Regions from separate parts of the Homo sapiens genome. Here regions 1 and 2 are each linked to region 3. Evidence: read pairs that join two places in POLR2A ChIA-PET (ENCODE). Cell type or tissue: HepG2. All regions are shown on one strand. Region 1 has its middle 6.1 kb from the start of ZSCAN9. Region 2 holds the start of PGBD1 (piggyBac transposable element derived 1). Region 3 overlaps ZKSCAN3 (zinc finger with KRAB and SCAN domains 3).

What was found. Peaks named below come from ENCODE experiments on the same cell type or tissue, not always from the same donor. Only the 100,000 strongest peaks of a DNase experiment are listed, where the experiment ranks them.
Region 1: POLR2A ChIA-PET joins it to region 3 with 20 read pairs; 9 of 35 experiments call an interaction of 5 or more read pairs at or near these places.
Region 2: POLR2A ChIA-PET joins it to region 3 with 16 read pairs; 14 of 35 experiments call an interaction of 5 or more read pairs at or near these places.

What each region holds. Positions count from the first base shown.
Region 1 is chr6:28,217,188-28,221,187 of GRCh38, forward strand. It overlaps the pseudogene TOB2P1. Among named protein-coding and RNA genes, the nearest start is that of ZSCAN9, 6.1 kb to the right of the region's middle. RefSeq lists an enhancer at 1,799-1,918. In HepG2, no CTCF peak of the experiment used is centred here; DNase peaks (open chromatin) are centred at 1,534 and 1,774; H3K4me3 peaks cover 1,325 bases.
Region 2 is chr6:28,280,017-28,284,016 of GRCh38, forward strand. PGBD1 (piggyBac transposable element derived 1) reads left to right here and starts at 1,556. Exons shown (of 7, transcript NM_032507.4): 1 at 1,556-1,902; 2 at 3,760-4,000. The coding sequence starts at 3,798. RefSeq lists silencers at 1,587-1,736, 1,928-2,104. In HepG2, a CTCF peak has its summit at 1,647; a DNase peak (open chromatin) is centred at 1,525; H3K4me3 peaks cover 1,678 bases.
Region 3 is chr6:28,353,874-28,357,873 of GRCh38, forward strand. The region is part of intron 1 of ZKSCAN3 (zinc finger with KRAB and SCAN domains 3); the gene reads left to right. It also overlaps a transcript of ZSCAN31 not described here. Among named protein-coding and RNA genes, the nearest start is that of ZKSCAN3, 5.9 kb to the left of the region's middle. RefSeq lists enhancers at 215-714, 2,192-2,261, 2,541-3,445. In HepG2, CTCF peaks have their summits at 1,993 and 2,443 (motif pointing left); DNase peaks (open chromatin) are centred at 2,058 and 2,428; H3K4me3 peaks cover 870 bases.

The DNA.
Region 1 (4,000 bases), 140 kb before region 3:
CAGGTCTATTTCGGTCACAGGGCCTGAGAAGGCCTGCCAAGTTTGGATGGCTTTGAGTGTGAGAATAGCTGGGCGACAGAGGCAGTGACACAGGTCAGCCTCTCCTTTGCCCATTCTTAGCAAAGGAAGCCACCAATTAAAGATGTTATATAAAGAACTACATGTTAAAAAAAGAAAGAAAGAAAAAAGAAATATAAAACCCAAACCAACCAAATTACAGGCCGATGGGCGAATTGTAAGTGGTAGGGGGGTTAGTTAAACACATTTTGGTGCTTTGGAAGCCCCTCCCATTCCGTGCCTGCACTAGATCTTTTTTTCTAGAAGTGAGAGTGAGAAAATAGAAAATCTTTTTGTACATTTTCCTTTTCCTCTTTTTTTTTTTTTTTTTTTGGCCTTTCCTTTTCTTTCTCTTTTCTGTGGTCTTGGGTGCTCCCGGCCCCAGGGCAGGTAGACGGTCAGTTGGCCAGCACCACGGACTGGAACGGTTGACTAGGATATTGCATGGTGTTCAGGTTGTAGCTGAGGTCTTCCATGAAGGGTGCCTTCTCCAGGAAGAGGCGGTGGCACCACCTCCAAATACCTAGACCATGTAGAAGCTGCTGGCGTTGCAGGTGACAGTCCCACTGCCTCCAAAGAGGGCTCGGGTGTCACTACCCTGGCCATTGGCCCCATCAAGGAAGAAACTGGGCAAGCCACCACTGTTGTACTTGAGACTGTACGTGGCCTTGGGGCGAGAGCTGGGATTGAGAGGCCGGTTGGCCGGGATGAAGTTCAATGAATGCACAGACAGAGAAAGACTCCTGTGTTTCAACAAGCTGTTGGTGTTGAAGCGGGCCGTGGAGGCTGCTGTACTGGCTGCTGGCCACCTGCTTCACCGCTGGCTGCACCCCTACCACTTGTTGCCCCACCCCTCTTCTTCATCTTAGTGGAGCCTAATTTGGTGGCAGCAAAGGAGTCCATGGTGAAGGTGATGGGCTGGGCGAGGCAGAGGATGAAGGTGGGGCTGGGTGATGGGCAAAGCATAGCGACGGGGAGTTGGACAAGGAGCTGTCCTGGCTTCCGAGGAGAAAGAGCATCTGGTCGTCAGGAGTGAAACTGCTCTTGATCTTCATGTCCAGCTCCGGGGCCCCACAGCCGTCACTGTCATCCAGGTACAGCACTTTCACTGCTCCCTTCTCACCAATCTGGTAGGACACCCCGAAGGGGTCAATCCATATGCTCAGCTCCTCAGGCACATTGGCCCGCACATCTTCCACTGTCAGGCCACTTCGCTTAGCGGCCAGCTCCCCAACGGGGTCCACCATCTCCTCGGTGTGGAAGCCAGAGCCCTTCAGTGGTTTGTCAGGGTACCAGTGGGCTTCTTATTTCTTTTTCAGAGGCGCCAGAGCAGCTTGTTGTACAAGTAGAAGATGATGAAGTTCAGGGCTACTTTGATCTCCAGCTGCATGGTCCTTTCCTAGGCAGAGAATCAGCACAGGGGACGTGCACAGCCTTGGGCTCCAGAAGGCTTCCGGTCTCCACCGCGGCTGGGCGCTCTGCCAGCCTCGGGGCAGCTTCTCCCTCTAGAGTGGCCCTGAGCGCGGGGCGGCGGTCGCTCTCTCTTTTTTCCCCCGGAGCCGCCCGGCCGGGGGCCGAAGTCCTTTTCGTCGTCGAGGGTTGGGGGAAGCAGGCAGCTATGGTCATGACTCCCAAAAATAATTCCTTCAGCGCTTAGGAGGTTGGGCGGCTGGGGGACGAAGGGCTGGCGGGCGGCGACCGGGCGGGGAGAACGGACCGGAAGGTGGCCCGTGGGGGGGGCGGGGGGAGCGGAAGAAGGACCGGGCTGTGACCGCGGGACGGTCCTGTCCTCCTGGCCCTGCGTCTCTCGAGCTGCTGGCTTCTCTCCGCCGACGACCCGCACCTTCCCGCGCCCCGGCCCGAAGTCTATACATTTTTTAAATGTGCATATTCTTTGACACGGGAATTCTACTTCTAGGAATTTATCCTAGAGACAGACTCACACATATGTAAGATAATACGTGTCTGAAGCTCAGCATTGTTTATAAATGGAAAGTGATAGGAAATATTAATAGCTTAATTGCTTATCAATAAATGACTGGTGCATAATGAAATAGTATGCAGCTGTCAAAACAGAGCTGCAGCTCTACATGTATGGCTATAGGAAAATTTTCTACTATTTCTGTAAAATCCCAGGGCAAAATTATATATAAATATTTGCTTCTACATACCTAAAATATCTCTGAAAGGCTGTATAAGAAATGAAGGCCGGGCATGGTGGCTGACACCTGGAATCCTAGCACTTTGGGATGAGGAGGCAGGCAGATCACTTGAGTTCAGGAGTTTGAGACCAGCCTGGGCAACATGGTAAAACCCCGTCTCTACTAAAAATACAAAAATTCTTCAGGCATGGTGGCACATGCCTGTGGTCCCCAGCTACCTGGGGGCCTGAGGTGGGAGAATCTCTTGAGTCTGACAGGCGGAGGTTTCAGTGAGCTGAGATCGTGCCACTGCACTCCAGCCTTGGTGACAGCACTTCAGCCTCAGCGACAGAGAGAGATCCTGTCTAGAAGAAAAAAAAAGAAATCAATACCTTTGGCTGTTTCTAGTGGATGAAATTAGGTGACTAGTGGTAGGAATAAGTTGTATATTTCTATTTAACAAATTTTTATTTTGAAGATGTTTAAATATGCAAAAAACACAGAAAATAGACTAGTACATGTCCAGGATCCCTTAATCACAGTTCTAAAATCCATAAAATTCTAAAAACTCCAAATCTTTCCTCCATAAATTTGGCACTACAATCTATCTGAGGGGAAAACCTGAACTTCTTCATAGCCTTTATTTAACTCATTTAAAGTGACTAATCATAAATCTCAAAGCAGAAATATTGAGGTGTTTGATATGCTCTGAAACTCTGCTGGAAGTTACATAATGTACAGTGTATGCACATTATCTTTCTAAAATAAAAAAAAAACAAAAACCTGAATTTGGAAACACATCTGCTCCCAAAGGTTTATGTATTTTTAACTTAAGGAAAATATCACAAGATACAAATTTAGAAAAAGAGAGAAAAGACTTTATTTCTTCTTAAGGGTTACAGCCTGCAAGGTGGCCAGACTACAGGCTGGGAAGCCTTCCTCTGGCCACATCCAGAGACAGGCACTTTGAAGGAGGAGGGGTTGAGGTAGAAGCTTTATGCTGAATGAGTTGACCAAACATACATATTCAACAGGTTACTGAAGGAGCTATGAATATTCAGGAAGGGGTCCTGACACATGCACATTGAACAAACGTGCATGTTACATGTTCACTTTGAAGTAGAGACTTAACATTTGCATGTATTACAACTAGGCTCTATACGTCAAATGGTCACTTTAGGACATGAGAGCACAGAAGTGCACAATCTCTGTAAAAGGGCTAGAATGAGTCCATGGTTGGTCTTATCAGGAGAAAGTTACTAAAATCAGTCTCACGTTCAGTCAAAGCTATAGTTACAGTTAGTGGAACAGGGGTACAGTTTGTCAGCATCTAGTGGAGCTGCAAATTGTTTGAATATTTCTTATCTCGGGGCAGTGCTTGTTTAGCTGCTAGAGAAAAAGGAAAACCTTGTGGCAGTTAAAACATAGTTTCTTCTTTAAATGAAAGGAAGCGTGACTTAAACCTTCCTTGGCATGGACTTAGATCCTGCTTATAATTTGGTATCTTATTGCCACAAAGAGCCTATTCTATCAGTCTTATGATCTCTACTTTAACTTTAATGCTGGTCAGTTGTGTCTAAACCACACAAAAGAGGAGGGTATAATGAGTCGTGTCTGAGCTCTCATTCTGTCAGGGCTGGGAACTCAGTTTTTAAGTTTTTTCTGGTATCACTTTTGCCACAAGGGGTCTGTTTAGTTGGCCAGGGTTGGGTTGGGGATTGGATTTTATTTCTAGTTTATGTTACATAACATGTAATGAACATCTATATACTTATCGTTTAGATTTTATAATTGTTCACATT
Region 2 (4,000 bases), 74 kb before region 3:
TTGAGCCACCGTGTCTGGCCAGCTTATTTCTTTTTAGCACTGAATAATATTCCATTGTCTGCATATACCACAGCAAAAGAAATATCTGTTAAAGGACTGTTATCCAAAATACAGAAAGAACTCTTAAAACTCAGAAATAAGGAAACAACCCGATTCAAACATGAGCCAAAGACCTTGACAGACACCTCATTAAAGAAGATATACAGATGGAAAATAAGCATATGAAAAGATGCTCCACACCATATCCCATCAGGGAAATTGCAAATTAAAACAACTGTGAGATGCCACTACACATCTATTAGAATGACCAAAATCCAGAACACTGACACATCAAATTCTGGTATGGATGTGGAACAACAGGAGCTCTCATTCATTGCTGGTGGGAATGCAAAATGATACAGCCACTTTGGATGACAGTTAGGTAGTTTCGTACAAAATTAAACATACTCTTACCATGTGATACAGCAATCGCCCTCCTTAGTGTTTACCCAAAGGAGCTGAAAACCAGTGTCTACACAGAAGTTTGCACACAGATGTTTATAGCGGCTTTATTCATAATTGCCAAAACTCAGTAGGTAAATGAATAAATAATGGGTCTGTTTTTTAAAGAGTTTTTTATATTTTTACTATTGAACATCTTTTCACATGTTAATTTGTCACTTATCTTGTGTGTAGTAATGTTCATATCCTTTACTAATTTTTCTACTAAAGTCTCCTTTTACTCTTAAACAGAAGTGCCCTTAAAAATCAAATAGGGAACTTGCATATCAGCATTTTAAATGCACGTGTCCTTTGGCTGAACAGTTCTAATATGTGGCATTTATCCTAGAAATATATTCTTAAAAGAATGTAAAGGTATTGAATGGTGTTCCCTCTAGCATTGCTTTTAAAGAAAAAATATAACCTAAGTATGCATCAATAGGATAGTTAAGTAAATTATGGAACACTCATACAGTATTACTTAGCTGTTAAAGAATAAGCTGATCTGTGAAGATCTCCAAGTTGTCTTAACCGAAAAGAGCTAAGGTGCAAAATTACATTATGATACCATAAGTGTTTTAAAATGTATAAATACTTATTCACTAAACAAAATGTTCATTAAGTGCTACTGTGTGGCAGGTAGTGTCCTAGATAAATATGAACAAAATACAATGGTTAACTCTAAAGAGGGGACACTTTTCGTTTTATGGTCCTTTTGCAACTTGACTTTTTTATTGTACATATATTATGTATACTTAAAGAAAATAATTTGTACAGCTTACTATAATGGTCTTTTTATTGATCTGTCTCTCCTACCAGCCAGTGATGACCCCGAAGACAGACATTTACCACTGTGTTGGTTTTCAATCGAAATGATGTACATAAATTTGGGGCGTGCTTGCACCGTCCGAATGGGCCTGGGGTCCGGCGGCGGAGAGTGACCTGGGCGGGGCAGGAGGTGGCAGCGGGGGTCCTCCCGGCTCACCAGAGAGACGAGCGGCCGTGCTCCTAGAGAGGCAGGGAACCCGCCAGACTCCGCCACTCCGCTGCGGGCGCGGCGCAGGGAGAAGCTTTTGTACCCGCCCAGCTGCTGGAGGCGCCGGCAGCGCCCGCCAGACCCGCCAGCCCAGCGGCCCGGGCTCTGGGGAAACCGGCGCTCCCGACAGGGGAGCACCGGGCCTCTGAGCTCCCTCGGGAGCCTTTCACGAGGTCAGCTACGTCTTTGTTGTGCGCGTTCCTGAACTTTTGGTCCATTAACCAACAATTAGACACGCCGGTATTCAGTGCCTGGCGCGGTGCTAGATGCTGGGTGTAATCTCAGAAAAATACATTCAGGGGCGCGCCTGAGGGTGCTGGCTGCTGGCATCTCAGGTGCTTTACGTGCATTCGTGAAGAAGCCCATCAGTATTTCTTGAATACCAGGTACGTGCCGGGCATGTAGAGTCTATGCAGAGATAAACTCCTGTCCTCAAGAACCCGGGTGGGGATGGGGTTGGTGATCTGTAATACGAGATGGAGATGAGGGTTGGGTGCAGTTTTCTATGGGAATACCCCATCTCAACCTGTGTGGCTTACTTTTCCTGTCTATATGTTAGGGTTAGGGGTTGCCAGGGAAGGTTTTACAATAGAACATTTACGCTGGGCCTTGGGAATTTACCCTTAGAAGGGCGGTCCTGACTGTATAGAGTGGGTGGAAAAAAATTGAGTACTTAGCATGGCAGTGACATAAGAAATTTGGGAAGACCATGGCTTTCTTGAAAGCAGGAACCAAGTCTTTTATTCCAGAGTTAACTTTATGCCTGGAAAATAATGAGATGCTCCACAAATGTTGATTGAGTGACAAACAAATCAGCAAAACCCAGTAAAGATTAGATCCTGGGGAGTTTGAATTTACTTCAACGAGTTTAATGAAAACTTTGTGTGTGTTTATGTGTGTGTGAGGTATGTTGAATATGGTCACAACTGTGCTTTAGGGAATATTAATCCAGTGACCATAGAAGCGGGGAGTTGGGCAGGAATACCGTAACAGAACATTATTGTAACAGTGAATGAAAATAATAGTAAAATTATAAGAAGGAAAGAATGGCTGCAAGAGGCGTTTTTAAGAATTGACTCACTGATTGTGTATAGAGGCTGTTTAAAAGACTGAATGCGTGGAAGATGATGGTGATGCCAGTAGAAATGGAGAAATACCGAGTGAACGCAGCTTTGAGGGACTCTGATTTCAGTTTGAGATCTGTTGAAATTATAGTGCAGTAGAGGCCCACAGCTGCTGGCATTTCAAGATGTGGGTTTGGAGTGCAAAAAGCAAGCTGGTGCCAAAGATTTGAGTCTTCTTGGAACAGAGATATATTGAAAGTGTGACTAAGGAGATCACAAAGGAAAAAATGAAAAGAGGGAATAAAAGAACTTGATGCATGTCTACTGTTTTTCAGTTATGTATTGTTGCATCAAAAATAAAACTCTAAACTTAGTGGCTGAAAACAAGCTCAGCTTATTGTTCCTCAGGATTATGCGGGTTGACTAGGCGGTTCTACTGGTCTCACCTGGAGTTACTAATAGAGCTGCATTCAGGTGGTGAATTATTTGAGCACTAGGCCTGGCTGGGCTTTAACTTGGGCATTTTGGTTCTCATCCACATGACCTCTGTATAGCTAGCTTGGGCTTCCTTACAGCATGGCAGTCTTATGGCAGTGAGCCAAGAGCTACAGCAGCACTCTCTCTTACAATGTCATTTCTGCTGTATTCCACTGGTCAAAGCAAGTCATAGGCCAGAACAGATTCAAGGGAAGGAAAAAGAGACTCCACCCCTTGAATGACAACAGTGGCAAAATCTCATCACAAAAGGTATTTGAGAATGGGAGACTTTGGAAACATTCTGTTACACCTACATTTAAAGTGGAATATTCAATGAGAGTTACACAGATATAGAAGACCTTTGAGACTGTATTATTTGTCCATGAAGGCAGCCATCTGCCTCCTCAATGGGTAAATTATCCCCTCTCCCCAGCTGAAGTGCAAGCTACTCGAGCTTTCTTATTGCTAACACTTCTTCCCTCATGTCCTACATCCCTTACCTTTGGACTCAGGCCCTTTAGTACTAGTTCAAAATATACTTCTGATTCATTTCACTGATAATAGAAGCAAGCAGGCTCAGCTTTTGAGCATTACCTACAGTGGGGACAAAAATGTAAGTAGGTTACATACAGTTTTGAAGCTCTTATAATTTGCATGTTGCTGATAAATTCTTATGCCTCAGATCTCTATTTCTGAATATAGACCCCAAGCTAAGTGAAGCTTTAGCCTCTAAGCTCAACATGTATGAAGCTTTGCCAGGCCCTGCTCCTGAAAATGAAGATGGCCTTGTGAAAGTGAAGGAGGAAGATCCCACCTGGGAGCAGGTGTGCAACTCACAGGAGGGCAGCTCCCACACTCAGGAGATTTGCCGCCTGCGCTTTCGGCACTTCTGCTACCAGGAGGCTCACGGACCCCAGGAAGCTCTGGCCCAACTCCGAGAACT
Region 3 (4,000 bases):
AAGTGTCAGGTTCCAGCCCATACTGAGGTCCGAGGGGAGTTGTTGGATGGGTGGCAGGTAGTTGAAAGAACACTCGGGGCTGTAGGCAGGTAAAATATGATTTTATTCAGCAGCAGCTGCTGCAGCTCTCACACTGTCTGCCTCTGTCTCGGCTGCCTCCTCCGACCGCAGCCCTTCTCAGCAAACGGCTCTGTGGCTCCTGCCGCTCCCACACTTACAGCTGTACTCCTTGGCATGCTTGTTAATTCCTGGCTCACCTCTGTCTGTCTGCAAGATGGCCAGTTCTCTCTTACAGGGTCAGCAGTTTTTCTCTCTCTCTCTGGGCACAAGTCCTATGTACAGTGTCAGCAGGGCAATTATACCATTTACAGACAATAGTGGCTGTAAGCCAAGTATGAGCTTACACAAACAGGTTATATAACAAGTGGAGTGGTGCGCCTGCGTTCCAAACTCGCTGAGTCACGCTGGCCTGCATATCTGCCTCGGCCTATTCTTGACCAAAGCACATCCATTTACCTTACACTCCACCCCCTTGGCCGAGGGAGACATAGGTTTTTGGGTACACAGGCCCAATATATAGGTTTGGCACACAGGCCTGACATATAAACTTTGGGCACCCAGGGCTGATACACACAGGCTTGACACATAAGTCTGACACATAGGCTCTGGGCACACAGGCCCAATGTATACATAGAGGCTTGACACATAAGCCTGACACATAAGCTCTGGGCACTTGGGCCACAGTAATACAGGGAGCAATAATTTCAGGTTATAGTGAGCAATCACTACATGGTGATGTTACCCCAATGTTGCTTTATATATTAATCCAGGGTTTTTGCTTCCCTACCTTTAGGGTGTTGGGGCGGGCAACAACAGGTTACTGTTTGTCCCCATACCTGGTTGGAGGAAGTCATCCTTTCTCTCATAGATCTGGCCACATGGCCTGGCCCTACATGGGTCGGTGACTAGCCACTTCTGTAACTTCTAGGTAGTTAGCCACAAGGTTAAGCCTTGATAAACTGCCCAGCTATCAGTGCAGATTACGTGTCACCTTCTTGGTGATCACCATTTACATTGCCCTGAGTTCAGTTTATTAGCTACTTTGTCCACACCTGGTATCAAACCATAGGGTGTTGGTACTAGGCTGGGCTGCAACAGCAGTCCAGGTAGCAGTAGCACCCTGGCTAGACCTATCTGTGTACCATGCCCCATTGGGAATGCGGGAATGCCCTTCCTTAAAAGGTGAAGGCTCAGGATCTAGGGGTGCCTCAGGTCCCATAACCTTATCTTGCATTAGGACTGTAGGTCCTAAGACTTCCTGTAATTGTGCTTCTAAGGGACTTGAGTTAGCATACTTTGCTGTTCCAAGTAGGCTTAAGCACCCCACTTTACAAAAGTGGATGTCTGTGCCATCCCAGTGTGTGGGTTGTTACCCATGAGCATACCCACCCTGCTATTGGGTAAGTCATGCGCGCGACGACTGTAGCCCATCCTGCCAGGCTGTCACGAGTCTAAAGGGCAGCATATGCAGTTAGTAACTGCTTCTCTGTCGAGGAATACTGGAGCTCAGCTCCCTTCCAAAGTTGGGACCAAAAGTCTACTGGCATTCTAAAGAGCTCTGTGTGATGCCATAAGCCCCAGTCAAAACTATCTGGTCACATGCACATCAAGTTTAAATGGGTGCCCCGATCAGCTACCCATAGGGCTTGTGCCTGCTGAATAGCCTGTTTGGCTGCCAGGAAGGTGGTTTCAGCCGCATCATCCCAATTCCAGGCAAGAGGCTGCGTTGCTGCTTCTAAATCTGCAAGAGAATCAGAGGTTAATATAACATCATTAATAAGATCATGACATATGTTGGGGCTATGCATATATCCCTGCAGCAATACTGTGAAAGTCCATTGTCACCCTCCCACGAAGGCAAAGTGTTCCTGGCTCTCTGGAGCAATGTCGATTAAGAGGAATGCATTGGCCAAGTCCACCACACAGTGGCACCATCCCAGTTCTGTTGTCAAGTGGCCTATCAAATCCATGATAGACGGCACAGCTGCCAAGCCGTGCAAAACATCCACCCACAGCCTGTCCTCAGGCATGGGAGAGACATCCACAGTGCATAAGCAGGGAGCTAAGCGGCCGATGCCGAGGTCCAAAGATACAGGTTTCACTTTCACTGACCAGCTTTCATAACCGTCAATAAATGCAGCTCTGCCCGGAAACTTATTCAGGTTTAGGGACCAGTGGCTTGCCGAGTCCACATATTGCCTTTGGTTGTCCGGTGTCCCCCCAAGCCTGGCACCTGGGTCAGTTCCCAATCAAACAGGAAAGACTTTACATTTCTGCCTGACTGCAGCAGGTAATCTTTGAGCTGGAACGCTCCGGCGGGACCTAGTTGCCCAGCAATGTCCTTTTCCCGAATGACTTGCACTAAGTCTATATACAACTGCCATCTACTGACAGTTTCTGGTATTTCACCGGCATCAGACCACACTGTAATTAAAGAAGCCAGCTTTTCCATCTCAGAGGGGGAGCAGGAAATGGATCAGCTCCTTTGTCCCGGAGAGACAGAATTCAGGCAGGGAGTCTCCCCCAAATGCTGCTGGCACTGCTTGCCTAACTCCCACAACTCAGTGGGGGGTACAAGCACTATAAGAAGTGTGCTTCACTATGGTAGGGGGTCTCTAGGCCCACCCTTGGGGCCCAGTGGCTGTTCATGCTCTATTTTCTGGCAGACCACTGGGTGAGCCTGTAATGGAGGTTCGTCCTCCTCCCTGCACTGCGTCCAGCAGGGACTGGGCATGCCCTTCCAGCAGCACAGTCACAAATGCCCATCTGACTCTGTTGGCAAAGGCACACTCCTTCTCGGTCCTGTGCATTTCCAGGTGCTTCAGCACCTTCTCCACACTCGTGGAGGGCCTGTCCACTGCCGCCCATGTTTCCACCAGAGCCCATCCTTGCAGCACGGCTGCCACTGGGTGCCACAGCTCATGCTGTGGCTGCATAGCCGCTCCGGGAGCCTGGGGGCTGAAGACCCACTCACCTCATCTTGCTCACTATGCCAAATGTCAGGTTAGAGCCCCAGCTGAGGTCCAAGGGGAGTGGGTGGATGGGGGGCAGGGAGCTGGAAGAACACTCGAGAGACAGCAGGTAGATGGGACATGGCTTTACTCAGCAGCTCTTTCACAGTGTCAGTGCCACATTTATACACCTCACAAACAGTAGTATCTTAGAGCCAGGTGATGAGCCTCCCCAGATTATGGCTACATAACTGTGATTATATAATGCACGGAATTGTGTGCGTGCGCTCCAATCCTGCTGAGTCATGCAGGATGTTTACCTCGGCCTATGCCTGCTTCGCTGCAGCACAGCCATGTTCCTTACAACCACACACCAGGCACTGTTCTAAGAGTTTTATACACTCACTTACTTAATGCTTACAATGGCCCTATCTGCTATCACTATCCCTATTACAGATAAGGAGAGGGAGGCACAGAGCTAGTAGGTAGTAAAGCCAGGATTTTGACGACCTCAGGAAACCTGGCTTCAGAACACTTAACCAGATTATGATGGGAGCTGAGAAGAACCAGGAAGGAGGAAAGCAGGAGAAAGCAAGATCCTTGAAGTAAGGACAAGTGAGTTTTTGGAAGTGGACAGTATCCTCAGCCCAGTTGCCTGAGAAGAGGCCATGGAAAATGGGAATTGAGGGAAGCACCTTTGGTTCCTTCTGCATGCGAAATCTTAGTGGTCTTGGCAGTTGCAGCCTACAGTGTGTGGAAGGCTTAGTGGGAGGTGAGGACTAGAATCAGGGACTAAGGACTTTCTTTCAAGAAGTTCAGTCTTGAAGGGGAAGAAAGAAAGTGGCAGATTGAGGAGGTGGCAAAGACCAGGGGCAGCCTATGCTCTCTCCAGGGGAAGGGCTTGGTGATGTTTTCGGCTGCCTTGATGTTTCTGAGAGAAACTGAAGGGCCTTCAGCCCAAAGATCCGAAGAGCCTGCAGAAATCCTTC